Regions from separate parts of the Mus musculus genome. Here regions 2 and 3 are each linked to region 1. A link is a loop called in an ENCODE intact Hi-C map of the cell type or tissue named here. Cell type or tissue: left cerebral cortex. All regions are shown on one strand.

Region 1 (8,000 bases):
GGGATTCAGAGGAGTTGAAGAACAAAGAAATTCAGACTCCTTCCATTATTATTATTATTGGGATATCTCTGAAACATTAAAATACTTTTTGCTTTATTACTTTAACAGAAAAGGACACTGAAGTGGGAACCCAGGAAGAAAACCATCAGGTATTGAGTGATTCAAATTCAACAGGAGAGTCAAGGTTGTCCGAGGGGAGCTGTCTGACCCTGATGCTCCCCTCTCCTCACTCAGTCTCCTCACACCTGGCCTTGCCTGGTGAAAATGACTTAATATGTGGGAAAGAAAACTTGCCTTGCTGTGGCCCTGCTGCTAAGGCACCGAGCCTCCATGCTGGGTGGAACAGGCTACTCTGGGGACAAGCAGCTGGCCTTCCAGCCATCTCTGGCTCAAGCACCTGTGGCCCAGGCAGCCTCTCTGCTTGTATCACATTGACAGAATTTCTGATTCTATCATAGACACAGCAAGAACAGTTATCTCTGCCATGAGGGAATGTGGGCTAAGATTTTCAGACTTTTCATAAGCAACAGTCAGGAACCAAGGTACAAACTTCTCAGGGAGAACAAAGGAATGGGATTATTATAAATTGGGCATTCAAAGCCATGTGGCATCATTCTACCTTCCAAACCAACAAAGTAGGGCACATTGGCTATGCCCACATGCATCTGAGTTGGCTCCTAACAGCTGTTTCTGAGTCTATCTGTAACTCCTCAAAGAACTTGTAAAAACTGAAGTAGCTGGCACTTCTGTCAGATGAGACCCATGACCCTCCTGTCTTCCAGACACCGAGTAAGGGAATATACTGAAGTAGGAGTTAGAGCCACAAGTCGTTGAGCTTATCTTTCAACTTAAACAATAATTTTTAATTTTGACACCTGTTTCTACATCTTCCCTCCTACTGGTTAGACCTTTGCCCAGTTTCAAATAATTATTAACACCTGGATTTAGTTCCAGGTTCCTGTTCTTGAAAGGTATAGGTGAAGTTACAACTGGTTCTGCACCTCAGCATTCATAAGGGACGGGTTTCATTGCTGTTAGGAGACACCATAACCAAGGCAACTCTTAGAAATGGGAGCATTTAGCTGGAGCTGGCTTACAGGTTCAGAGGTTCTGTCCATTATCGTGGTGGGAAGTGTGGCAGCGTGTAAGCAGACATGATGCTTGCGGAGCTGAGAGTTCTACATCTTGATCCAAAGTCAGCCAAGAGGAGGCTCTCTTCAGAATTGGGAGGAGCCTGAGCACTAAGAGACCTCAGAGCCTGCCTACACAGTGACATACTGCCTCCAACAAGGCCACACATTCTAACAGCGCCACTTCACATGAGCCAAGCACCACAGGTGCCTTATTAGATACCTGGTAGATACTTGTGATGGTATTAGGAACAAACAGTGAACTCTTTCTTGAGGCTCTGTTTCATGCAGACTCAAAGGTAGCATCTAGATTGGTTGTACTGTATATGGTTCAGTTTTAAGTCAAGAGTTTGAAGGGGGGATCTTTCCTTTTATATAGAGATGTTAATATGAACAGAACTGGCAGTTTTGCCATGGAACCCACATCACATTTTTTTACTTGCCAATCTCAAAGCAATCCCCAGCATCAGTCCTTTCACTGCATTGTTACTAGGTAGGGAAAGTCCTCGAATGTGTCTTCCCTAATTATGCGCATGAGTGTCCAGTGTCAGCTTTGTGAGTGACACATGGTGAGCTGTTGAACTTGAATCCAAGTTTCCCTTCTTCCCTTTCGTCCTCCCCAGCAGGCCTCAGTTCTCACTCACGGAGTCACCAGACAGATGCAGTAAGAGCAATAGAAGCTTTCATGGAAATTGGGTCATAGGAATTGCTTCATAGGATTTGGTCTCGGAATGAGACGTCAGTGTTAAAAGATACCATCCCTCTATGAGTCTGAGAAGCCACCTCATGATTTAGGCTGGAGTCCGGAGTGAGCCTATTGGAAAGAAGTCCACAATGTGATCACAGAGCCTTTAAGATAGCACGCATCCATTTAAGGGAGAAAGAAGGCTCACTTCTCATGCAGAGTATGCATTCTCTCATCACATCCTTCAGCAGATGTTATGGTAGAAGCATAGATTTTTAGCAATTCTTCAAGTTAATCTTTTTGCTTTCCTGGAAAAAAAATGTGCTAATCTAAAGTCATCCAGTTGAGTGGCAGGTCCATCACCAAGATCATAGTTTTGTTATTTTAAATGCTCTAGCATCCTATGTAAATCCCAGTAAGGCAAGATGCTGCCATGGAGTTGGTTCTAGTAATGGGGGGGGGGGGAATCAGACTGTAGCTTAACAGTGAGAATCCCAAGATGATCATGCCACAGAGGGAATGAGGACATTTATCATATGCCAAGCTCATGCCATATACAAAAGCTGTCTGTATGCTTCCCAATCCTCAGATCAAATTTATAAGGGGAGACAGGTTCATTCCATGTTATTGATGAAGATATCAAGACACAGAGCTCTGCAGGTCTTTCCTAGCACTGGAATAAATATAGCCCATCTATAAGCCATCTACTCTGAAGACCCAGAGATGGTAGACTGCCTGTCACAGCTTTGGAAAGGTGAGACTGGCCTTGGTGCATTGCTCCTGGTTTGGCAAGAGCAGCCTTCACCAACCAGATGGAGGAACTACAGATGGCTGCTCCACGATTACATCACCACTCAGGGAAAGTTGGAAGCAGCCACACACCCACTACTCTGCAGTCTCAAATGTAAATTGCCTAGAAAATTGAGCCTTGAGAAGAGAGAGAGAAGGGGAAAAAAACCCCTCATACATTGAACCTTTAGTAGCTCCGCTGACAGGTGGTCTCTGCTGTATCAGGAGTAACATACACATAAAGGGGGGTTTCTGAGGATGGGGAGAACCTTTTGTGAGTTTGGTATTTCTGTCCATAACTAGATCAGGCATCAAAAAGGGGCCAGAAGATGAGGAATTTCACAATACACCAAGGCAGCATCAGAATTGGGTGAGAACAGGTGGACACAATACATGTGGTAAGTTCCGAAAAGAAGACTGAGCCGAACCAGGCTATTCAGAACGTAGCTTGGCAGACCACAGGGAGAAGCATCCAAGGAAAGACCTCTAAGTGGGAGACTGAAAATTTCATGCTTGTTTACTTACCTGTCACTGAATTCAACACATAGTAGGGCAGCTGGAAGTGGTAAGAAGTATATTCTACACTTGTAGAAACTAGACATCTAACCACGGTAGACTCCTGTTCCCTGGGCATGAAACCTCCACTCACTTTGAATGCATCTGGAGAGGGCTCTGTTGTTATCGTCCTTTTCTAAACATGGATCCTGAGTCAGAAAAGCAAAGACAAACCTTTCCAGAATTGGAATTTTACCAGGCTTTTTTTTTTTTTTTTTTAGTCAAACAGATTCAAGTAAATACTGAATTTGCATCTTATAAATGCATACAAACTTGGGATTGAAAATGCAGAGAAATTAGGTCAGTAACTGGCAAGGAGCAGGAGTTGTTCCTTGAGCCACCTCCATTAGACTTATAGGAATGGAAAACTCCAATCTTGCAGCCCCTAACTTTCTGAACTCTTAGTAGTGGAAAGAGTGAAAACTGCAATGATTTTAGCACTTTCTCATCCAGGGCAAAGGTGAATGCATTCTTGAGGAAGACTTGAGTAACCCCCAGTGTCTGGTCTAGACTGAAACGATGAATACCCTGCCATATAACATGAAGTGGGAATAAGTTAATGGTTTGTATTTTGATGAATAGATAGATAGATAGATAGATAGATAGATAGATAGATAGAGATATATGATATATACTCTTGTTTATTGTTATAGACACCCCCAAACACAGACTTCTCATGAGGCCAGAGGATTCACATAGCAAAATGAAAACTGATCCAACAGTAAAACATCTGGATTTAAGAAACTTACTATGAAGACTGTCTTTGGACTCTAAAGTGTGTGTTTGGGAGATTTGCATCCTGGTAACAGCAGAAATGACCAAAATAAGCCACATCTGCAAGAACCATCTGTCGAGAAGCTCACAGAACCACAAAGATATGCTACAAACTCATTGGGGAATGGCGAGTTTCTTCTATTGCCTAATAGTACCAAATTAAACAAATGGTTTAATGGCTGCTATAAACTTGCTCTCCAAACTACTGGTAACTTTTGTGATCACGATCTACGAGCATCCTGTGATTACAAGGAAGACCAGTTGACACAAGCACTGTCAGCAAAAGAACAATTTCATTTCACAGGCTGACACCTTTAGCTTGGTGACTTTCTCGGTACCTGTGCTACGCATCTCTTCTGCCCCTACACAAGGCCGGTGTGAATTAGTGTCCTGAAGAACCGTGCGTTCTTTGAAGTCTATTTGGAGATGTTACTCTGCCCTCGGCATCCGTGTAGCTAAAAACAACAGGGAGGTGTTGATTGGTGAATGTATTTTTAGTCAGATGACTTCAGCCTCAAACAAGGAGTGCTTCAGGCAGTAGGTTCTGAAGTCTGTCTGCTTAGGCCTCATAAACCCTGTGTAGGACTGTTACTGGAGCTGATGGCTGGCCCAGTGTAGTGTGTCTACTGGTGTGTGTGTGTGTGTGTGTGTGTGTGTGTGTGTGTGTGTTTTGGTGGACAGCCTTAGATGACCTGTAAGAATGAATCTATCATGATCCCAAGTAGAAGGTTTGAGAAGTCTAAGAGGTGAGATGAGGAATCCATTTTATGATCATTCAGTATCTTCGTGTCCATGCCTGGCCTTCTAGCTTAGCACAATGTCCTTCAGCCTCATCCATGTTGTCATTAACAACATTAGGCCTATTAAATTCTATGTGTGTATTATGTGTACCACATACAATATCTTATGTTTGTATATTGAATAGAATTCTATTGCATATTACATGTACCATATTTCCTTTAAAAATGTGTTTATTTGTGGCCACTTTTGATTTCCTATCTTTTTTTAACACTATTTGTATGCACGCCCACATGATCATACTGTTAAACATCTATGGGAGTCAGAGGACAACCCAAAACTCAATTTGGTCCTTCTACTATGTGGGTTCTAGGGATAGAACTCAGGACTTTAGGCTTGGTGGCAAGTTTCTTTAGCTGCTAAGCCACATTACTGGCCCTAATTCCCTATCTTGGCTATTGTGAGCAGTACTAAAATTAATAAGCAAATGCAGACAATTCTTTGGTTTTATTTCATATATATGTGTAAACTATATGTATATATAGATAACTATCATGTAATTGGGCACTCCTATATACATACATTTTAATTTTTGAGGAACCTTCATCATGTTACCAATTATGACGTCACTGAGCTACATGTCAGTCAGCAGTGTCTAAGCATTGTATCTTTCAATAACCTCACCAGAAGTTTTGATTATTTTTTTTTGGTAACAGTTACACTAGGAACTATGGCACAATGACAACTTGTGGTTTTATTCACAGTTCTTGGACTTTGACTGATATAGGTCACTTTTCCATGTGTGTTGTCAACTTTTTATGTCTTCTAGAGATTAAAAAAAAAAAAACTATCAAAGTCTAACTGCAGCTCTGTAGCTCCTGTGAGTTTCAATATGAATTTTAAGATGTGGGTTTTTTTCTATTTCTGCAAAAATAATCTGGGTTTTCGATGAAGTATAGCATTAAATCTGCAGATGGCACGCACATGATGGGCAGTTTAACATCTCTCTTCCCATCTGTTTCACCTGTCTTCTTTAATCTATTTCATCAATGTCTTATAATTTTCATTTGTAAGTTTTTAACTTTTTCACTTAAACTTATCCCTACATAATGAGCATTTTGATGTTGTAGCACACAGGAATTATTTCCTTAAAAATTTTTTTTGAATAGTTGCTTACATTCTATATAAACACAGCTGAATTTTTTTTGTATTTTTTTTTTTTTGTACCCTGAAATGTCAGAAAACAAACAATCACAACAACAAACGTTTAGAGGCCAGTTATTCTTCTGGAACTTTCAAGGTTCTCTACGAATAAAACCATGTCAGCTGCAAATAGAGATTATCTGATGTCTTCCTTTCCAATTTTGATGCTTTGATTTTTTTCTTTCACGTCGTTGTTCTGGCTAATATTCCCAGAGCCATGTTGAATGGAGGCAGTGACAGTGGATTGTGGCTGGCTGGTGTGTGGCTTTTTACTGTTGAGGCACATTCCTTCTGCACCCAGTTTGCTGAGCATTTTTATAATGACAAGGCATTGACCTCTGTCAAACACTGGTCATATCTATTGAGGTCTACACAGGGTTTTTCATCTTGCATGGTGGTGGCATGTCAGCCTTGACTCTTGATAACTAAAGGGAAGCTTAGAATGGTGAAGGCTTTTCTCCTTTTCAAAACCCTCGTTACAAGCTTTATGTCATACTGCAGAATTAAAAGGGCAGCTTTTCTACTCAGTGCTGCATCGTGATGTCTGAGGTTGGGTGGCTGCCAAGCCTTTCTTTCCCATGGAGAAACCACTGACTAGGCCAAAGGACTCCAAGAAACCAGAATTTGCCAAAGTAAGAGTGAAGGGAGGAGAGAGAATGACTATTATGGTTTGCATGTGTAGTGTTCTCTACAGGCTGGTGTTTCGAACACTTGTTCCCCAGCAGATGCTGTGACCTTAGGAGGCAGAGCCTTTCTGGGGAAAGCAGGTCCCTAGGAGCGGGCCTAGGATGACATCCAGTCTATGTAATTCTGGCTATTTGTTCTACATTCTGCTTGTGGTGGTTGTGACCTCCAGCTGCTGCAGAGAGAGCCACTCTGCCATGCCTTCCCACAGCACTGCTCTTTAACTCTGGAACCACAAGCCAGGAAAAATCTTCCCACCCCTTAAATCGCTCTGTGGGGCATTCAGCCACAGGGTGCAAAAGTGTTTAATATAATGACTATGTCCATATTTTGAAAACACAGGCTTGAGATTTGGAGCTCCCCCTGAGCCTCCAAAAGGACCAATGACTCTGAGAACCAAATGTAAGTTTCTGTATGACATGTTCTCATGCTTTCCTTTGTGGAAGCCACCCCTCGCCCCTCTACACACACACTTGCACACAACACCCTGGTTTAAAAAGATTACTAATCTGTGGTTCCTGTGGAAAACACTTAACTAATTGGGGTAGGGTCATGATTTGAACTCATGGGTTCCATCCTGACAACTTGCAGAAGTACAATACTGATTTGTGACAAGGCGACTTGTGGAGAACAAAGGAGTATGGGTAAGGAAATCCGTAGCATACAAGAGTACATACCACAGACCCTCATACCTTGCTTCCCTGAGTCCAGGAAAGTTCTTCTACTGGAAACATATCAGGCAAATGGAAGTATAGCTTACTTGGAAGGCTTTTCATAAAGGACTGGATGAAAGTTTGGCAAGAGGAATGGCCAGGAAGAAGGCAGGGAGTGGTCCCAAAACATCAACTCATGCGAAACAAACCTAAGTTCATGAATTTGTCACTTGTATTTCCTTGAAAAATGATTTAAATGAACCACTTATTGGATGTTTCTTACGAGCTTACATTTTTGGGCTCTATAGTTTGCCTTCTTAGTAAAAGGCACCGACAAAGTACAAAGTGTTTAGATGATTTGATTAAAATGGGAGGCATCGAATTAAGAAGTAACTGACAGTCCCCAAATTTCTGTACTCTTTGCCCTGTAACTCTGACCCTTTCAAGGGTCCAGGAGAGTTCTGTAAGAGGAAGAGAATCCATGGATCTTTCCCACCCTTCAGTGAGATCACAGGACCTTGGGATCTGTTTCTGCCCTTACTGATATAAAACCACACCTGAAACAGCAGCAGTGAGCGAACGTTGGGGAAAAAAAGAGGGTAGTCCTGTGTCCTTTTAAGAACTACCAACAATGGTTCTTACAGCACACTCAAGAGTGTGAGGTCATGTTTTAGTAGCGTCTGCTCTACCCACTCATGTCCTCTATACCATAGTAAGTGCTACTAGAAGGGAAGCAAAGCGGACAGCCTACAGATACCCTGCAAAAGATTCCAGAATAGCTGTGATAAC
Region 2 (8,000 bases), 55 kb before region 1:
ACCTACTAAGCAACCCCAGAAGGCAAGGCCCAGTGCCTGTTCTGGGCAGTAGCATGAAGGGTTCTAGCTCATGGATCGTGACCCATGCTGGAACATGGAAGGGGAAAGTCTGGACCCCATTAAGCAGAGGCAAACTCACCTCTCTGTTCTTTGCAGAGGCAACGGTTCTTGAGATTTTCTGAAGGTCACTAAGCCATAGCCTTCTTCCACATAGAACCTCAGCTTCTCCTCTTTAAGTGCCAAGGCCAACCAGCAGGATCTTTTATTCTCTGTGTAGTCCAATCATGTGTGATTGCTTGGTCTAATGGCCAGGGTTGAGGCCAACAGAGGCCAGAGAAACCAACAGAAGGAAAAAGTCCCTGATTCTTTTTTTCCTACCTTGGAAGAGCTTTCCTGGCACCAGAATACACATGTGTTAAGTAAGAACTGCCCTGAAGGGACCTACAAGTCTCTGCTGCCTCTTGGAATACAGAAAGTATCTCTGCTCCCCCTTTGTAAAGGTACACAGTACTGCTTCCTAACTTGCTTCCTACAATTTGGTACCCCACATCAACCCTGATGTCACTGGCCTTGTTTTCCCTTTACCTCTGCTAGCTCATATTTTGACCAGCTGGGGGAGTCAGGCTTGAAGATGGTTGTGCAGTGAAGCTCTGCAGATCCACGTAGCTGGAAGGGTCAGGAATAAAAACACAGAGAACTGACCCGGTTTTAGAGGAACCAAGGAAGTGCACAAAGGACACCATGCTGCCATTCTTTGGGCCGCTTGTACTCAGTACAGGGAAGCTAGGCACTATTGTCCCCATTTCACAGGGGCACTCAAACTCTCCAGGCTACATAGGCAGAATGGACACTGGAAGCCACCTCTCCTGTTTCCTAGTGTCCTGCTCCTAGCAATGATCAGAGCTTAGAGGAAATGAATGCATCTGTGCTCCCCTTCATTCCAGCATCAAGAGAGCAGAAGAAGAGCGAACACGAAGAGGGAGTCACCTTTCAAATCTATTTGAATCATGCTTTGTAACGATCAATTCCAAAGTTTGCCCAGAAGCCCATATATTTAAAACTAGCATTTCTCTTATCATGGGTAACCATTCCGTACTGCATGAATTGAAATGGCTATTCACCTGCGGGGTCAGCTATCCCCTGTCAGCAATAAAGCCATCAGTGATCATTCTGCAGGGTAGGACTGTTCGTGAACATCTGGCTGGCCACTGCCCTTGGCCTTCAGAAGCCGCAGGCATGTGGAAGCTCTTGCTGTTGATTAACAGGACTGTCTCATGTTGGATGTGAAACAGACAGCAACTAAGCAACTTGAACTTACTGGAATGTGAGTTTGGAAACTAGCGAGATATCATCAGTCAAGGTTCGTTACTGCAAGACTAGAAACAGGTTCCACTCTGACGCAGCACAACTGACTGGTGATTTTATGGTGAGAAACCCATCTTGACTTACTCCAACATTCAGTTACCGTATTGCTGATCCACTTTATTTGGATTTCATGTTCTGAATTTCTCCATACTTTTGCTGAGAGCTTGGGGAAGTCCATGAATACCCAACAAATAATGAAGTAGACTAGATCTGTACAATAGGCGAGTGGCGGTTATTTTTTAAAAAGAAGATGAACTGAAAGTTTTGTCTGGCACGTTTCAGATTTCTCTTTATTTCAGTATTCTCAATCATGTCCCCTAAGGCTCTTCTTACTCTCAACACTTTTCATTCTTCAAAACCTTCCGACCTAATGTGAACTTTGAACTAATATGGCAGCTGTATTCTAAATTTCTAGGTTGTGGACGGACTGGTCTAGGAGGCTTTCAGAAACATCACACTGGGCATCACATCCGAATCGTGGGAGAGTGTGTGGGCAAGCAGGGCCTACAGCTTGGAGATGCAGAAGGCACAAGAGCAGAACACAAAGCAAGCACACAGAGTGAAGCTCTGTATGGTGGCCTACCCTTGGCGCAGTGGCCACTGTGACACACTCGCCCATTATGCCACTTTGCCAAAAGTTGTGTGGTGGTTTTGAGTTTTGTGTTTCTGGTGTTTGAGGCATCTCTCATCTCTGCTTGATTGAGCAGCTCTAGTCCAGCGTTTCCAGCCACAAAATGGTCAACAGACACTTAAAAACCAAACCAAACACAAACACAAACTCACTCTCATTCTCTCTCTCTCTCTCTCTCTCTCTCTCTCTCTCTCCCTCTCTCTCCCTCTCTCTGATGTTCACATTCTTTACAGTGTCCACCCAAGTAAATCTCTCCTCCCCTGGATATCATACAATGATCACTTCATTTTGTTTAAAAGCATTTAATGGAGTGGCTGGTGGAGGTTGCTTAACGGGACCTACTAAAATACTAGGTTTTAAGTCAGATTTCAAAAGCTTGTCTATCTATGCTTTGGTTTCACCTAAGAAAGAGGGTCCCTGGATCTGGAAGGATTGCAGAAGTCTCCAGCACATACCAGGTGGTAATTTTAAATGCAGATACCTTTCCTTCTATGGGTCAGGGTGGTGGAAGCTGGAAGAGACACTGAACTGTGTGTTCTCCTACAGTTATAGGAGGAGGTAACAGGAACTGGGTAGCCCACTGTGGTGAGTCACGAAAGCTCTTGGGGGTGTCTTCCAGTTTCCCTCAGTTTGTCACGACTATACATCACGTTCTGTCTATGGAAGCAAGGACTAAGAGGTGCTTCCAACCTCTATATGAACACCATTCTCCCCAGTTCCGTACTGGTCTACCATTTACATGGAAAACTTAAGATTCCTGCATTAATCACATATGTATAGTCATGTATCAGACAAAATGCAGCCTATTCTTTCCATTTTTTAAATTAAAAATGTGACGAAATACATATCGCATCAACTTTTTCCTCTTGCAATACCAAAATTCTGTACTCATGAAACAACAGCCCAGTCTCCCTCTCTCCAGTGTCTGGTAACCACTATTCCAACATTCTATCTCTAAACTCTGACTATTCCTGACATGTTATACAAGTAGAACAGAATGGTATCCTTGAGGCTCCCACAAGGCACCACCTGTCAGCACATCTTTCAGACTCAGTAATATTCCACCAGATGCACGTGGTACATTTAAAACTTCCCTTACCTGCCCACAGACACTTGGGAAATTACCATAAATACCTCTGCTGTGAGCATGAGAACAAACATGTGTGCACTTCTCCGTTACAGGTTCTTTGGGATAGAGAGCCAGAAGTGTAACTGAGACACATGATAATGCTCTCAGTAATGCTGAAGGGGTCTGCATACTACTGCTTCCCAACAGGGCTCTGTTCATGGTCATGAGGCCGCTACTCTAAGACTTGCGTCTAGGAACAGAGTGAGTTGAGACAGCTTTAATTCACAGAACCGCTCTGCACTAACCCCACTTTCCCAGCCGATGGGAGTCAGAAGTTCTATCAGTTGTGACAAACTGAAGGGTCCTCACCAGCTTCTGTGACTCACCACAGTGGGCTACTGAGGTCTTGCCACTTCCTCCCATTGTCAGGAGGAAGGAAGAGACCAAATGGCTCCCGTGTGTTCTGGGATCCCATGAGTGCTTGCCGGGAACTGCTTTCCACTTCCAGCCTTCTTTCCTGAAATCTGAGAGTGCCCTAGACAAAGGGTTTTGTAAGTCTACTCCGGCTCACGTTTTCATGTCCATGTCAAGTAGGGAAAATGGGGATGTCAGTCAATGCCACCGTCAGGAACTAGACCTCTGCCAGATCAGCCTGGCAGAGGGCTTCCTGAACTTGGGAAGACCACAGCTTTATCCAGCCTGCAGTGGGCACCAGAACTTTCCCCAAGTGTCCAGTTAGCTGGGCATAAACCAAGACCTACATCTACAAAGTGAGATCAACATTAGGTTTTCAAAGAAAAGAGATTCAGAAACTAGGCTCTCCCCACCCCTTCACACTGCTATGTGAAGGGGGGGGGCATCTCTCCCTGCCCATGGCAATGAAGCTCAGAAGGCAGACCTCTTGAATGTGTATGTCACCCCACTGCTCTGGTGGAAAAACTGAGAGTTCAGGCCTTTTACCTCTCTGACCTCAGTTTCTTTCTCTATTAAAGGGAAAAGGAGCAACACGCGTAGACAAACAAAACCCTATGAATTGCTAATCGCCTAGCATAGAGAGGAGGTAACTGCAAAATCCAGACTTAGGGCGATGCTTCGGTTTGTGGGAACAAGTCCAGCTCATGCCCCCCTTCTGCATCTTCACTGAGCTGATGGCATCTGGTCCATCATCTCCCCCACAGCTACCTGTGTTCTGAATTGCCCTCCCCTTTCTCCTCCTACACGGACCTCCCCAGCTGCCTGTGCCTGGAGAGTTCGCTTAGCACATGTGTTTGCAAGGGCCCTTTTTGCTTTCTACTTCACTGCCTCCTCCTCTAAATTCAATCCAGAACAATTTCTTTTGTGCCACCCACAGAGGCAAGGCACACTACTAGGCACATGTCCCAGACACATGGTCGGTGCTAGTTGAAGGAGGTAGAGATCTCTGGACTCAACAAACCTGCTTTCTTGGAAGCACACACTCTTCTGAGCAACCAGCATGTGATCATCCAAGTGGCATCTCGGACCAAGCAGTGCGTGGCTAGCAGCTCCTGGAGCCCTGGCCTGCGAAATACGGGAAGCAGGCGTGTAACTGAGTGAATAGGCATTCCAATAATAGCATCAGAAGGAGAGAATGGTTAAATGCCCTGACTCACGTCCCCAGTGCATGCAGGGCTGTCGCAGAGGCAGAGGGGTGTGGGCTGTGGGCTGTGGTTGGGGCGGGGCGACTTCTCTGTGCAGGGGGATTACCTGGGAAGACCAGGAAATGGGCAGAGCACACACGGGAGCCCAGAAGCTTGAAGTGTGTTGGGGGTCAACTGCGCTGACTCACCCAGGAAGGTGAGAGGGCAATGACCAAATAGGAAGCAAGTTGCCTGTCAGGGAAGCCCTCAGAGAAACAGGAAGTGTGATCAGCTGGTAAAAAGCTCTGAAAAGCTCACATTGACATTATGCTTTTATTCTCTGTTCTCACTCTTTTCTCTTTCTCTTTTCTTCCTTTCTTTCCTTCCTTCTTTCTTTCTTTCTTTCTTTCTCTCTCTCTCTCTCTCTCTCTCTCTCTCTCTCTCTCTCTTTCTTTCTTTCTTTTTTTTTTCTTTTCAAGATGGGCATTTGCTGAGCAAGCACCATGGTACTGAGTCTCTCTGACCTGCTACTTGGAGGGTGTGATTCTGTCTGGGCCTGTAGATGGGGAGAATCCTGATGAGTGTGTGGAGGAGGTAAAAGATTTGGGGAACTCTCTCAGCATCGGGTTTCTTTCCCAACCTCATTGCTGTACTAACAGATATTGACTGAGCCTCAGCTTCAGTTTTGTAAAAAATGCCCAGCCCAAAGGGTGCTAGCTGGGCAGGCACGCAGCTTCTGAAAGACATCAGCAGAAATACCATGCTGAGCCATCCCAGTTAAAGAGGCATCTTCTGACATTGTCTACCCGAGGGTAGATAACTTTTTCTACTAGCATAAAGACACCGTGAGTGCCAGACACAGCTCTGTTTACTGACATTCCAGACTTAAGAGAATTTGGTGGGCATTGTTCCATTCAATTATTATAATAAACTAAGAGAAAGACTGATTAAGTCCCATTTTCCAGAGGAGACAATGGAAGCACACAGGGTAATCCGATACACCACTGTGAGTCTCAGATAGGAAATCTGTACATAGACCATATTGCCTCCTGGTACTGTCTTTTTGTAGACCTGGTTGATTACTTAAATCATGGGAGGCTGAGAATGTCCTCTGTTCTCAGAGAAGGCTTAAAGGTTGACAAAGAATGGCAATTTGTTGGGGAATTCTTTAGAAGAAGTACCAATCTTCATGGCCAAGCTGCCCCAGGACTGACTTCCAGGCAAGATAAAAATCTAAGTGTCCCTTGGCTGGGAAGCAAGTCTGCATAGAAGGTTCCCAGACAATGTAAGAGAAGCATCCGTGTTGATCAACACTCAGTACCTCTCCCATCCCCTCAGTGCCCCCAGGGAGTGTTGTTCTGCACGTAGGGGATGATGCAGGAATCTGCAGGGAATAAGCTACAGGCTGTCTGCCATCCAAATGAGCCTGTAGCTCACAGGGGGACTAAAAGCTTCAGCCCTGATACTCTCCGGCATCAGAACCCAGGTTTGGCATGCTTACGGGCTCCCCAGGTAATTCCAGAAACAGGAGTTCTGAGAACCACGCTTTGTGTAACTCCATTGTGGCTTTCATGTCACTATAGGTCATCTCATCTGCATAAACTGATGAAACTGACCTTGAAAACCCTTTGGTTGTGTGAATGCTAACAGCTCTGGAGTCTTGACTGACTTGCCATGTGTTTTCAAAATAGATTCATCTCTCAAAAGGACCTAGAAACTTATTTGTGGTGGCCCCAGAGAGAGGTTCTGGCAGAGGAGGGAGTAACTGGGATGGGATGAAATGCCTAGAAGAAAAACATTAAAAGGGAAGGTAAAACTTCCAGCGACCTGACCCATATTTTGGGGCTCAAAATTTCTGTAAAACTAAATGTTTTTATATATAAAGACAAAGGTTTGATAAATGAGCATGAATAGGGAATTATATTCTGCAAGGACAGCTTACATCTTTAAATTTAGGCATGGAAGATTATTCAGGCCAGACTTTGAAGTACTTCCTCGAATTTCCAACTTGATCCCCCTCCACCACACAACAGTAGGCAGCATGGGCTCACTTGTGATTTGCAACACATTACAAAGGCATGCGGCCTAGAAATGTCTTTGCAATCTGGCAGACACAGCTTCCTTCAGTGGCTTCCTTTGGAAGTACCTCAGTCTCTTTGTCATCTGCCATCTTGGGAGGGATTGCTGACAAATTTGGCATGCAGCTATGGGAAGGACCGCAGGTAAGACTGATGGGAGATCCTAAGAGGCACACATGGAGGTATGGCTATAGGTTCATAGGCTAAAGGGCAGTTTTGTTTATTCTTGTTGTGGTTTGAAAGTCAGCTTATGTGTTTGAACACTTAATCCCCCATGTTTGTGCTATTTTTGGAAGGTTCTGGAAGTTTTAGAAGATGAGCCCTTGCTGCAGGAAGTGGGTCACCGGGTGGGTTGGGGTAGTTTGAGGTTTTATGTCCTGGCCCCATTCATTTCCTGTTCCTTTTCTAAATTCTGTTTCACCAAGCTGTGAGGAAGTGAGGAGTCTCAGCCATACACTCTTGTTCATCATGAAGCCTGCTGTGATACCTTACCTTCCACAGCAGACAACACTCCCTCAAACTGTGAGTCCAGGTAAACTTCTTCTTTCCTAAGTTGCTTTTGTCTGGTTATTTTGTCAAACAATGAGAAAAGTAATTAATTCAGCCCCCCCCCCGTCTTTACAGGTAGCTCCTGACTGTCATTGTGCAGCCCACCAAGAACTATGAGTATTTCCCACCCCATTCTTGCCCCATTTATTAAAGTTAGTACTTTCTCATTACAAGTCAACAGTTGACTACATCATATATTCTAGCTTCTTCCTGTCTCAAGGGGATGGAGGTCTGTACGTCAAAGATGCACACTGTGTTCTAACACAGCAGATTTCTCTCCCTTAATCAACAGCCCTTGGACCCTTTTCCAATGTCTATTGCTTTGAACAGTTCCCAGAACTACCCAGAGAAGAATTGCAACTGGCCAGGATTCACTCCTCCCAGGAAGATAGCTCCAAGGTAGAGCTAAAGCCACAGCCAAAAGCTCTCTTCTGGAAAGACAAGACACCCAGGCCTTGACTATCTCAAAACTCACTGCATTTCATACCTGGGGTTGGTTGGGCCAGAATGGGAGAAAATAAGAGTCATTAGGTTCTTTCTGCTTTTTCCCTTGCTGTGACAGACACTCCACCACAGGGCATGTTAGAAACAAGAGTAGAGACTGAAACTGGGTAGCCTCTTTGGGCCTTAATTTGCTCAAATATAGATCAAATCAGCTGATGAGAGAATGTGGCTCTTACACTGTACAGGTCTATCACATGTTGTCACTG
Region 3 (8,000 bases), 270 kb after region 1:
CATTTAAAGCGTGGTCATACATTTTTGGTCACAAAATAGCAGCCATTGGGTCAACAGCCCAACTCACAGAACCATCTGTTTCTGTACATGCAGCTGCTCCTGTGTAAAAGAGAGTTGGCAGAGCAGACACGCTCACACGTCTAGGGTAAACTTTAAGGGAGTGTTGGTACATTTAGGTCATGGAAAGAAACACATTTGGATATTTCAGCTGGAATTTTGCTATGTGATAGTTGCTTGTACCAACGGGAAGTTTGGTATCACTTAAAGGTTTCATATGCAAAAATTGATGTGCTTTCAATTAATTTTTGAGAAAGGTATGGGATAGATTGTAACAGGATGAAATTAGACATAGAAGCCAGAGGCCCATCAAAGTACCAACTGTGCACATGAGCAGTGCTTAGGAAAACTGATATCGCTGGGAGAGACACTGGCTTGAAGGAACGGGAGTGTGGCATCCACTTCATAAGACTCAATCCTGAGCCATACCAGCCCTCCACCCTGGCTTTTCTGTGTGTTGAGCAGCAGACTGGGGTATTGCAGCATTGCCTTGAGTGGTTCAGAAAGCTATTAGGATAGGCACAATTGTGTATGCATTTTGTATAGAGGAGGAAGCTTCCTACCAAAGAATAGAACACCTTTCCAAAGGTCATATAACCAGAAATTGCCAAGTCAGGATTCAAATTCATATTGCAAAACCTGCAAGGTTTGGAAGCAAGAACCTGAGGGGATCGTGAAATGAAAAAGCCTTCAAAACCAACACTCACGCTAAAAAAATAAAATAAAATTAAATTTAAAAAAAGCACACACATACTCAGGAAGAGGGACTGAGCAGGACTCAGTGATGAGACAGGTCTGACATGCAAAGTCAGATTATCTCATCATTAGAGGGCAAACAGCCTGATAGGCATGGGAGAGTAAGCCTGCCTGTCCCTAGGACACACCCTGAAGCTAAATGCCTGCAGCTGCAAGAATTGACAAAGGGAGGACTTGGCAAAGGGTAGCTTGCCTCCGAGCAGGAGGGGCGTGGGGGTGACAAAAACACCTTTCCAACTGAGGGAACCCCGCCCCCAAGACTTTAGACATTAATCTGGTTTCTGAAAAAGAAGAGTTAATCCATACCCAATGGTAACAAAAAAAAAAAAAAAAAAGCTCGTCAGTACCCACTTGTTATTTTTAGGCAGCAATATTTTTAATCCAGTTCTGCTCCCTACAAGGGACAGGAGAGCTTGAAGAACCCCAGGGACCCTCGTATCCACAAGTGGGGACAGAGTCAGTCACCGATTGTTGCACAGGAACCTATATTTCCCAGGCAGCTTGAGGCTGAGATAAGATCAGCCCCAGTTAAAGATTAAAAATATCTGCATACAAGCATGAATCCAGCTCTCTGTTGCAGATGGCACCTATTAAGGTTTTGTTTTCATTTTACTTTACATTTTTAAACTTTGTGTGTGTGTGTGTGTGTGTGTGTGTGTGTGTGTGTGTGTGTGTGTGGCACACAAGAAAATTTGTAAGAGTTAGACCTCTCTTTACATTATGTGGATTCTGGGAATCAAACCAGGCCCACTCCGCCATTTCACTAGCTACCAAGTTTCTGATGGACCTGTACAACAGATAAAGGTTTTCTATCTATATCCGTATGTATCAAAAATACAAAGAATACTCATCTCCAATACACCAAAAAGACGTCATCTGAGACCACCCTGTCCGCCATGTTCTATGTCAGAGAAGGGTAGCAACATAGCTTGGTGTGTATCTTAGTAAAGGTACTATAACACAATACCGGAGACTCTGAGGAGGGAGTTTATAACAACAGAGCTTTAGTCCTTACAATTATGGAACTTGGGATGCTCAAACCCTACTGAGGGCCCGTTCAGATGCCAATCTTCTCTGTCTGTCCTAACATGGTGAAAGAGGTAAGAAAAAGGGTGGGATCTCTTTGGTAAGTAGGCGAATCCCATTTATTACAGCCCCACACTCATCCCCCAATCATCCCCCAGCGCCCAGCCTCTGAATCTTTCATCATGAGAATTAGGTTAAACCTAGGTCTATAAATTGGAGAAGACTGAAAACAGCCTGCATCAGGCAGGACTCCCATTCTGACTCTCTTCTTCTCATTGTCAGAGCAGAAGCCATTGGAGTGGGAATGATTACCCTTTAAACGAGCTGTTAGTTTTATTCTAATCAGGGCTTTGGATGATGAAAAAAAGTCTCCTCAGAAAGGAGGCTGAGGGAAGAAGTTGGCAGAATTCCAGCAAACACAGGAATTTAAAAGAAAAAAAAAAATCTTACAACCTCAGTCTATTCGTTAGGAGGAAAGAAGATAGACTGCATTTTCAAGGCAGGGTGGCACCATTGCACAACTTGAGGTGTGGAGGTTACCATCCAGTTCGCAGTCTGCGTGAGCTGTTCTTGCTGGCATCGCACCATGCACACAACCTGTGCACCCAGACTTGGACAGATACGGTTTAGGGTTTCTAAGTGAGAAAAGCCACCTACAGTGCTTTCCACCCAGGAGTCACAATCAAAGTCAAACTTCTCACAGAATCAAGCCCTAAAGGATAACAATGTCCTGAATACGTCCAGGCTTCTATTTTACGGTTTTGCAAATGAGGCAGTTGAGTGCCTGAAATGTAATGTGTCTTGCCCAAAGTCAACAGGCCTGCGGGTAGAAATGACACACATTTTCCCTGCTTCCAACACGTGGACAAATGGGCCACTTCTCTGTCCAGGCCTTTAGCTTATCTGGATCTCAGAGTGAGTCTCCTTTGCCTTTAACATACGCATGGCTGGAGAATACAAAAGAGTTTTCCAAAGGGCCTGGCCTTTGAGCCATATGAGGACAGAACTTGCTCCCATCGTACAAGAACTTTGGGTCCAGGAAATCGAGATTTTGCCAGGCCCACTCCCAGGCCCTTCTCCAGCTGCATGCTTACAGAACAAATGTGGTTTGTCCCTGCTGGAGTTGACTGACTTAACCTGCCTTGGTTAAATATTGACTCATCAATATATTTAAAAGCCGTATAATTTACACAATAGGTCTGACACTATTCTGGACTTGTTGGTAATAATTACCTATTTGAAATCAGGCCATCCAAGGTGAGAAAAACCAATGACCATTAGCAGGAAGAATGGGAAACTTACAGGTTACTGAAGTGGGCTTTTAATTTAAGTTTTATTTTTAGCACAGTGCTGCTACTCTTCCTGATGGGAGTTTTATGTATATTTGAATGTGTGTGGTACGAGTCAAGTGGAAGGAGAGAGAAGCCTTTTTACCAAAAGCCACTGCAATGAAACCACTTTATGAACAAGCTCCCTGCCAAATTTCTTACTGAAATCAAAGACACCTTTGAGTTCATTGCCCAAGAGCAGGGCGAAAGGCACCTGTAGTCACGTCTGTTTCTCATTTGGTTCCCGTGTAACTCAGATGCCCTGTGGATTAAATGAAACCTGCTCCCGAGTTGAAATCATGTCCACCACATGTCAGCTCAGCTGGAGTTTGGAAACAGGCACTGAGAGAGTGTGCCATTCAAACAGGCAACCCTGGTTTTCCCCCCACGTGTAACCTGAACGGGAGAGTCAGTTTCTAAGAACCGAGCCCTTGCTTCTCCGTAAGGGATACTCCAGGCAGGACCCTGTTTGGACCGCCTCCCACTGAGGCTTTCCCGAGAGGAGGCCATGGCATGCAGCACACGGTGTTGATGATGCTTTGTCAGCAGCCCTTGACCTGTGCCTGAATTTGAAGCCATGTCCTGACACGGAGAAAGGAATACAACCGGAACCCACCCTCACTAGGAAGCTGTCACGGGTGACTATGCTGTGTAGATGCTGCTGTGGGCTGCTTGAGAGTGAAAAGGATTATGTTACAGTCCATTAGGCAGAATAGGACCCAGCTCTTACATGAAAATCCCAGGCCAGATTCTTCCTAAATTTAAACCCCAAGCAGCCTCTCAAATATCCATCTTAATCCCGAATCCTGAAATCTTGTCCCTTTGGTCACATTTTAAACGTTAATGTCTCATTTGACCCTTCTTTCCATGGATTCAATAAGCATGCAGCGGGTGCCCACTCAGAGCATGCCAGTGTCAGCATCCAGAAACCAGCAGGTACACTGTTTCAGAGGAGTGTCTCTTCAGCCCCGGGGGTGGGGCATGGGGGGTGGGGAGGACATTCTGGCTTTGAACTAGCTCTGTGAATGTGTGCTCCAGATAAAGTCAAGCCTCCATGTGGTATTCCAGATTTAAATGGGATAAATCGGGATGTGATAATGTGCTTCAAAAAAAGATTCAATATTTTACTTTTAAAAAAAAATCACAGAAGGATTCCCTTTTAATCTAAACTGCCTTCAGCCCTACCCACTTCTCACCAAGTATATTAGTCAGGGTTCTCTAGAGAAACAGAACTGATAGAATTATATATATGAAATATATATATATGAAATAAATACCTATATTTCATTCATATGAAATATATATATTTCAGAATCCAGGATATTTAAGAGACTACTTGGAGTTTAAACCTGGAAAGAATTTGGTCTGGAAGCTTCATATACACACACACACACACACACACACACACACACATAGAGATACAGAGAGAGAGAGAGAGATTTTTATTAGAGTGGTTTACAGGCTGTGGTCCAGCTGTCCAACAATGGCTGTCCAACAACAGAAAGTCCAAGAATACAGTAACTGTTCCATCTTAGGTGATCTTCAGGAGACGCTGGAATCCTGAAGAAGTAGGCTCTAATGACAGCAAAAGAGTGGACTTGCTAAGCAAGGTAAGGGCAAATAGGCAAAGAAAGCAAGTGCCCATCTTCATGTCCTTTGTATGGGTTGCCACCAGGTATGGCCCAGATTAAAGGTGGCAACACTTCAAAAGATCTGAATTAAAGTCGTCTTCCCACTCCAAATGATTTAATTAAAAAAAAAAAAAAAGTCCCCACAGGTGTACATAGCCAGTTGGGCTTTACTTAATCCTGGATATCAAGTTGACAAACAAGAATAGCCATCACACTAAGTAATTTTATGTAAATTCTCAATATCCCATTTATTCTTAAATGAAGTAACCCTGCACCATATGCCAGTTCCCCCTGGGAGAAGGAGAGAGCATACAGGAAGAGCCTCAAGATGGCACCATCCTTTCCCACCCAAAACAGGACCAGCTCTGGGAGATGGCCCAGCAGGAGACCACAGGCAGGCTGGAAAGAGTCCAAGGACTTTGCTACTAATGGCTTGCTCAGAACTGCTGTGCAACCCCTTCCTTAAAGAGCTGAATCCAGGGCAAAGAAGATCTAGAAAACTGGTTCTCAACCTGTGGGTCACGAGTCCCTTGGGGGCTGCCTAAGACCGTAAGAAAACACAGATATTTACATTATGATTTGTAACAGTAACAACATTATACTTCTGAAATAGCAACAAAAAAAATAATTTTACGGCTGGGGGTCAGCACAATATAAGGAACTGTATTAAAGGGTCACAGCATTAGGAGGGCTGAGAACCACTGCTCTAGACTGAAGAGGAATTTTCTTTCAAATTTTTGTTTGTTTGTTTGTTTGTTTGTTCTTCTCACTGGCAAGAACGGGGACAAAAGAGAAAAAAAAACTCAATAAATATGTTTAAGAGTTAGACCTGGTGAGTTAATGACAACTCCTCTCTCCTGACAATTTCAAATTTTCAACTGCTTAGATACTTAATTATCCACTCCCAGATCTCTCTTCACACCTCTGAGCAAGCTGGCCCGTTGCCAGCTAGTGAGAACAGTTACTTCACTGAGCTTCTGTGTGAGAGAAAAAGCTTCCGCGTGCAAACACAGACTGAGGACAGGAGAGAGAAGCGGAGGGCCCCTGAGTTTACAACAGGCCTCCTGTTAATTTTGTCCCCATTGGGGTTTCATTTACCAGCGAATGCACTTCTCTTTCAGACCCGTATTCTGCTGGGAAGCGTCCTGGACTGGCTGCACAGTGGTTTAATTGACATTAAAAAAAATTAAATAAATAAATAATGTAAAAGCAGCCCTAACATGCTGTTGAGAATATAAATGTCGTATCAGCGCCACAGCTCACTGTCAGCCCCACTGAGGCAGAAGCAACTGAAGCCAGCCTTAGATGTTTGCACAGTTCATTCAAGGGTTCTGAGAGGATTCACACCCAAAAAAGTCTCAGAGTAATGAGGTTTGTTCAGCATCCACTACTACCAAAGGGTCTCAGAAGTCAATCAAAACACCCATCAGTGTGAGAGCTTTGTTTCCGAACAAAGGAGCATGTGCACGCTGCCCCTTTACTCAGCCAGGAAGACAGAGTCTTCTCAAGCAAGAAAGGAATGCAGCTACAAAGAGAATTATCTCGCAGTAGAAATAAACTGAGTTGCTTCTTCCTCTCCAAGATTATAACGGTCCAAGCCCATTACAGCAAAAGGCCCTGTTTCAACGCATGTCTGTCCTAGTTTTGCAAGGTCTCTCCTGGCCTAAGCAGCTGGGTTTTAGCACACTAGAGGTCCAGCACTTACTCTGTCCCACTTTTATAAGTAGAGGCTTCAGGAGAGTCTGAGCCCCTGACCATCAGAGATCTGCATTTGATGTGCCCAGGAAAAAATTCTTTTGGCTTCTACTTAGACACAGAACTCAAGTTCAACTTTGGCTGCCACTGAGTTAAGAAGTAAGTTGCAGATACCTTAGCAGAATGGAAGCTACAGGATGAAGGTCTGGATCGGGCAGAAAAACCTGTTTGGCACTAATCCATAGCTAGTCCCCTTCCAACAGAAGGCGTTGAGCAGTATACTGGGGTACACAGCTGCCTGAGCTCCTGATAACAATTCACCTGCTCCCACACACTCTCCATTCACGCTCCATTTTCCTCCTCTTTAATTTATGCAAATGGAAAGAATTCATGGAAAATTTTCCCAGAACAGTTTCCTCCAGAACACTCAAGTTACTAGAAGCTACCAACTGAAAAGTTAAGCCTTGAACTTTTGGGAGCAGATAAAAAGCCTGGGAGCGGGGGGTGGGGATCACTCATCAAAGTCACGGAAGATTTGGAGTCCATCTGTGAACATGTAGGATGTTAGCCAAATAGCAAAGTTATACCAGTGGGCTCTATGACAGCCACTCTGGCTACTTCATGATGCCCTCCTGCTACCCCTGGGGAACATTGCACTATGCTGCAACATCCTGCATTATAACTGACCACAGAAGTCCTAGGGTGAGAACAGGTCAGGAAACAAACACAGAAATGCAGGAGGTAGCTATCTGATGCCAGCTTGCCTAGGGAGACCTAGGGATTACAAATGAATGGCTGAGAACGCTCCTCCAATCCACCATAAGAACCGTTTGGAATTCATGAACAAAGTACAGAAAGCTGAGCAGATGCGCAGAGCTGATATACTGGTCTCCCCTTTGTTTTCCCCTGCCTGCGTTTTTATTTTTCTGTCAATTGGCGGCCACTAGCTCCTGAAAGCATCCCAGAAATCATTTGAGCCTTGGGCTCACCTGCCCCATGCACTGTTCTATGTTCCTGGGCCCCATTATTTCAACACTGTCTTTTTTTTTTAGGGACAACTCAACATCAACTAAAATTCAAAGGTATTGTTGAGATCTGGTTGGCTGCATTCTCTAATAAAAGATTCACTGGCTCCTTTTCCTTGGTGAGTTATCCCAATGTAGGCTAACTATAGAACAGGACCCCTCCCCCCCGCCACAGTACCAAAAGTACACTTATGAAATAGCAATGAAGATAATTTTATGGTTGAGGGTCACTACAACATGAGGAACCCTGCTAAAGGGTTGCAGTGTAGGAAGGTCAAGAATCACTGTGCTATGACATTCTTAAGAATGAAATTCTGCTCACTCTCCCTGTCCTCTCTCACTGGCCCTCCCTACACCTGACCTCCCTCACCCCACCCCGTTCTTCTCCCTATCCCTTCTTCAACTCAGTTCCCTCCCTTCATTCACCTCTGGTCAATATTTTATCTCTCTGTTTGAGTGAGATTGAAGCATCTTTGGGAGGG

What was found. Hi-C counts contacts between places; a loop is a spot of excess contacts. Peaks named below come from ENCODE experiments on the same cell type or tissue, not always from the same donor. Only the 100,000 strongest peaks of a DNase experiment are listed, where the experiment ranks them.
Region 2: a loop joins it to region 1, with 6 times the contacts of the local background. A loop is called at or near these places in 2 of 42 quality-filtered maps.
Region 3: a loop joins it to region 1, with 3 times the contacts of the local background. A loop is called at or near these places in 2 of 42 quality-filtered maps.

The regions. Positions count from the first base shown.
Region 1 is chr13:101,482,445-101,490,444 of GRCm38, reverse strand. No RefSeq gene overlaps it. Among named protein-coding and RNA genes, the nearest start is that of Gm36475, 54 kb to the left of the region's middle. In left cerebral cortex, no CTCF peak of the experiment used is centred here; DNase peaks (open chromatin) are centred at 2,644, 3,219, 4,256, 6,462 and 2 more places; H3K27ac peaks cover 4,396 bases.
Region 2 is chr13:101,537,407-101,545,406 of GRCm38, reverse strand. It overlaps Gm36475 (a long non-coding RNA gene), which reads right to left and starts at 5,049. Exons shown (of 4, transcript XR_382828.4): 1 at 4,791-5,049; 2 at 4,501-4,604. Gm41043 (predicted gene, 41043) reads left to right here. Exons shown (of 2, transcript NR_168906.1): 2 at 595-1,630. LOC105245613 (a long non-coding RNA gene) reads left to right here and starts at 4,813. Exons shown (of 3, transcript NR_168907.1): 1 at 4,813-4,880; 2 at 7,167-7,273; 3 at 7,366-7,468. In left cerebral cortex, a CTCF peak has its summit at 606 (motif pointing right); DNase peaks (open chromatin) are centred at 2,569, 4,391 and 6,731; H3K27ac peaks cover 2,628 bases.
Region 3 is chr13:101,211,522-101,219,521 of GRCm38, reverse strand. No RefSeq gene overlaps it. Among named protein-coding and RNA genes, the nearest start is that of 5930438M14Rik, 17 kb to the left of the region's middle. In left cerebral cortex, no CTCF peak of the experiment used is centred here; DNase peaks (open chromatin) are centred at 3,507, 4,172, 5,765, 6,796 and 5 more places; H3K27ac peaks cover 4,606 bases.